Regions from separate parts of the Homo sapiens genome. Here region 2 is linked to region 1. A link is an interaction called in ENCODE POLR2A ChIA-PET data of the cell type or tissue named here. Cell type or tissue: OCI-LY7. All regions are shown on one strand.

Region 1 (2,500 bases):
AGAGCAAAACTCCACCTCAAAAAAAAAAAAAAAAAAGCCTCTTGTGTAGATGTCATACTTAAAGGAAAGCCATGTTGAGGACTACCATAATAAATTAGAATTTGTTGGGAGTTAGTTGGAAGCTTTGAGCATCCCAGAAAATCACTTTTAATTTGAAAACTTCAAGTTTCCTTACCTTTGGGGGTAGAAACTAAATACAATGGATGGAAATGAGTGATAAGAAATAGGAGAAAAAAACTAAAAAATACTATACTGCTGCAACTCAGGAACATATAGGCTTAACTCTCATTTATTATAGCATGTAGTTTTAAACATACTGAAGAAAAATTAGTCATAGCTGAAGAAAGATTTGAATAGAATCCCATTGTATCAAAGGAAGAATTAAAGGAAAAAGAGAAGTTGCAAAGAGAGAAGAAAACAGAAAATAAGAAAGCAGATGCACTAATAAGAGTGGGATAGACTAATAAAGGCTGTTGGTAGTAGCTTGTAAAGTTAACATGTTTATTAAGTGAAAACAAGGTTGTAGGGGAGAATGGGGCTAGATTATTGTATAGCTAAGTATGAAGCCTGTGCCAATAGCTTATATTTTTGGAGGTTTTGTGTAATTATCATCTAAATTTTCACAAGTCTTAGTAAGAATATATCTTCACCTGCTTGTTTTGTAGTTTTTATCTGTTCTTTTTTGTTGTTGTTGTTGTTTTCTTTAGAGACAGGGTCTTGCTATGTTGCCCAGGCTGATCTTGAACTCCACTGTGCCCAACCATCCACTTTTTTTTTTTTTATTGCTACCAGATGTTACCCACAACTCTTGGGGTACAGTAGCTGCACACTACAGGGCTGACTTAGAGTTCATGGAAACTAAACAAACATACTATGGAATATAATTAGAGATAATACTTTATAAGTATCATCCTGAGTAGCTGAGATTACAGGCGCCCGCCACCACACCTGGCCAATTTTTATAAATAAACTAATTATAAACCAACTACGCAGTATTTTTTTTTTTTTTTTGAGATGGAGTCTCGCTCTGTCGTTCATGCTGGAGTGTAGTGGCACGATCTTGGCTCACTGCAACTTCCGCCTCCCAGGTTCAAGCAATTCTCCTGCCTCAGCCTCCCGGGTAGCTGGGATTACAGGCACCCGCTACCACGCCTGTCTAATTTTTGTATTTTTAGTAGAGACAGGGTTTCTCCATGTTGGCCAGGCTGGTCTCAAACTCCTGACCTCAGGTGATCTGCCCGCCTCAGCCTCCCAAAGTGCTGGGATTACAGGCATGAGCCAACGCACCTGGCCGCTACACAATAATTTATAAATGAAATAAAGAGTAGTGGAGGGTAGAGAAAAGCTTAAATTAACATTAAATTGATTCCCTTAGGATACAAAGAGGGCTGGTGTGGGGGAGACTCCAGCCCTCTCTGCTGCTTCCCCTGCTGTTATCTGCACAACATTTCTTTTGAAAATGAGTCCTGATGTTCTAAAATGTATTTGATGCATGCAGTTCTTATTAGAGAATCATTAGAATGAAGGCAGTACCACTCCTATTCTTATAACTGAAGCTACATTAAAAAAAAGTCCTGTTTTATATTTGTAGGTTCTAATCCTACAAATGAATGCGAAGGGCAGACTGGTGATTCAAGGACTCTTTGATTTAGATTCTCCTCTCTATCATTTTCTGACTCTGCAGCCTTGGTCAAGAGATTTCCAAACTCTGGATCTGCAAAATGAAGTAGGCAATTATACGAGATACCCTTAAGCACTTTTTCAGTTTCAGCATTCTACCTCGTTATTTTCAAACAATTTTCACTGCTGGTAAATGTTGAACATCCTATGCTGTCTGCTATATTAGTTTTCTGATTTCACTTGACTTTATCCACATGACTATGAGCTGCAGTTAATGCCTGCTTCCCTCCTATGTCTCCAACTTACAGATGATATCTTTATTTGTAAATAACAGTTATTGCTTTTTAAATATTAGAACAAGTAAGCATGTTCATTGTAGAAGATTTGAATAATACTGTATCAGTGATAATTCTTTGCATGCAATGGAATGAGCTGTGGCCAACATTTAAAAAATGAATTTATTAGAAATGTACTGGATGGCTCAGAGAACAGAACAGTTTGTTTGAGCAGTCAGGTCTAGGGAATAGTAAGAATAGAACAGTTTGTTTGAGCAGTCAGGTCTAGGGAATGGTAAGAATAGAACGGTTTGTTTGAGAAGTCAGGTCTAGGGAATGGTAGGAATGGAATAGTTCCAGGGGTCTTGGTTATAGGACCTGATCAAAAGCCTCTTAAGGCAGTGCTTTATAAAATGACTATCAGAGGATTTTTCACCCAATCCATCAAAGATTATTAGTTTAATAAAATACAACAAATATTAATTACTAGGAGGTTCTGCAAGACTAACCTTCTTGCAGATAACTAATGTAACTCTGAAAATGTTACAAAACAAAACAAAAAATAACTACCTGAAGACACTGGAGAGTGACCAAAAGCAGACGGA
Region 2 (2,500 bases), 310 kb after region 1:
GCAGATTTGAGTGGATAGGTTTTTATTTTTTTATTTTTTTTTACTTTTTTTTGTTTGTAAATTATGGTTAATCAGATACCTTGGGTGATTCTAGTCTTGCTCTCAGGGTTTGGCCCTCGGGGCATTACCTGAACTCTTTCATCCTTCGGAGTATGTTAATATAGTTTTATTCTTCAGCCTAGTTCCTTACAAGGCTATTCTTTTTAACAGAATGTTAACACATTGCAGAAATAGTGTTTTCAAATGACCATACTCTGTTTCTTTATCTAATCATTAACTCCTCAACAGCTGTTCCTCTACCTGAATTATTTAAATGAGATGCTAGTGTGTTTTAGGAGCAAAGAGAATAAAACTAGACTCTAAAAAGGTGCTGCTGTGCACAGTGGTATAAAATAACCCTTATTCTGATTTGGGGTGATTTCTGGGTTTTTTACCTATTTCTGGAAGAACAAGGAAGTGCACAGTGCCAGGCACCACGTTGTCCACAGCAGGGACTGTAGGAATGGTACATTGAGAACTGCTGCAGTTTGTCACAGGCCACCGGCGTTGGCTCTGCTTTGCTCCTCTGGCATCAGATCTGTTCTGATGGTGGCCACAGAAGAGCCTCTTTCCTTTTCTTTTTTTTTTTTAATGGCTCCCTTGCTGCTGGTTAGAAATAGCACTGGTCTGCCCCAAGTGTATCTGGCTACCTGTGCAAAAATTAAGGAAGTTTATAATTCTAATTACATATGTGGAAAATTAGGACCTTTATGCAAGAAAGGAGGCCAAGAGGCCTTTCTCCAAAGAAGAGGATAAGCATCCTGTGTTGGGAAAGCTAAACAGTGTTAGGAATTGAGGATGAGGAATGACTGTCCTGTACTGAGATTGTAGAAGTAGCAAGCAGTAGGTAGTATGAAAGATACATGGATTGAAGATTGTGTGTGAACATGAACTGGAAGGAGAAAAGAGTTGACTTAAATCAGGCCATGTTCCCTAAGAAAGAGATCAGTTGATCCAGAGGATGAGAAGTGACAGATTGGGCCAGAGTTGAATATTTATGGCAGGTTGGTAGCTAAGTGTGCGAGTACATCCGGGGCAGTATTGGATCATGTGAAGGTCTGGCTATGATACTCCACAGTCTATGTGAAGAGCTGTTAAGAAGACTGGGACTGTTGGCAGGGCATGGTGGCTCACACCTGTAATCCCAGCACTTTGGGAGGCCGAGGCAGGCAGATCACGGGAGGTCAGGAGTTCGAGACCAGCCTGACCAACATGGAGAAACCCTGTCTCTACTAAAAATACAAAATTAGCTGGGCCTGTTGTGGCATATGCCTGTAATCCCAGCTACTTGGGAGGCAGAGGCAGGGGAATCGCTTGAACCTGGGAGGCGGAGGTTGCAGTGATCACGCCATTGAACTCCAGCCTGGGCAACAAGAGCAAAACTCCATTTCAAAAAAAAAAAAAAGACAGGGACTGTTCATGCAGGTGAAGGTACAGTCACCATCTGCAGATGTTTGAATCACTGTCATATGTGAAACAGAAGCCATATGTCCTGCATGAACATAGGGGCCTCCACAAATGTACGGAAGCTACAGGTAGTCAGATTTCACCTTGAGAAGGAGGAAGGGCTTTTGAATAATCCAAGTTGTTAAGGTAGAATTGCCTCCCTCAGGAGGAATGAGATTCCTTATCAGTGACCAGAAAAAGGATGGTCAGATATTTCTCAGACTTATTAATAAGAATTTTAAACATAGGAATAATGGTTCAGACTAAGAGGGTTTTAATTTTGATATTCTATTGTGATTCATTCAACAAATAATTTTTGGGATACATAGTACTTGCTAGATACTGTTCCAAACTGTAGGAATGTAGCAGTAAACAATCTATAAGGTCCTGCTCTCATTGTAGTTTACAGTGTAGTAAGGAGAAATAATGAGCAACTTAACTTTCTGTAAAGAAAATATAGTGAAAGTGAGGTGAGAGCAAGTGACTGGGGAAGCTACCTTTACTTTAGATGGTCTTTGAATGAGGATGAGGAGGGACTGGTAGTGAGAAGATTCAGAGAAAGGGCATTTCAGACAGAAGGAATAACTAGCATTAAAAATTCAAAAGCAGACCTGGGCTTGAAATACTCAGAAAATAGGGAAAAGGGAAAAAGCTAGTGTGGCTGAAGCACAGCATCTGGGGCAAGAGTGCCAGGAGATGAAACCAGAGGGGTCTGGCGGGTCAGCTGGGGCCTTGCAGGTGGTTCAGGAAGTTTAGATTTCATTTTAAGAGGCAGTGGAAATCACTGGAGGCATTTAAGCAGAGGAGAGACATAATCAGATCTACACTGTGAAAAAATTACTTTGGCTGCTGCTTAGAAAATAGACATTGAGGGAATAGCAGGGAGGTATGCTGGTCATCACAGAGGTCTGGGGAGAGCTCGGATGCTGGCTTGCACCAGGGTGATGGCAGTGGGGATGGAGAGAAGCAATGAGTGTGTTTTGGAGGTAGAGCCAGCGGGACTTGCTGATGCATG

Evidence for each region. ChIA-PET counts read pairs that join two places held together with the same protein. Peaks named below come from ENCODE experiments on the same cell type or tissue, not always from the same donor. Only the 100,000 strongest peaks of a DNase experiment are listed, where the experiment ranks them.
Region 2: POLR2A ChIA-PET joins it to region 1 with 6 read pairs; 29 of 35 experiments call an interaction of 5 or more read pairs at or near these places.

What each region holds. Positions count from the first base shown.
Region 1 is chr6:132,807,624-132,810,123 of GRCh38, reverse strand. All of the region lies in intron 1 of LOC107986644 (a long non-coding RNA gene), which reads left to right. Among named protein-coding and RNA genes, the nearest start is that of RPS12, 5.7 kb to the left of the region's middle. In OCI-LY7, no CTCF peak of the experiment used is centred here; no DNase peak of the experiment used is centred here.
Region 2 is chr6:132,500,007-132,502,506 of GRCh38, reverse strand. The region is part of intron 2 of STX7 (syntaxin 7); the gene reads left to right. Among named protein-coding and RNA genes, the nearest start is that of STX7, 12 kb to the left of the region's middle. In OCI-LY7, no CTCF peak of the experiment used is centred here; no DNase peak of the experiment used is centred here; H3K4me3 peaks cover 684 bases; H3K27ac peaks cover 2,097 bases.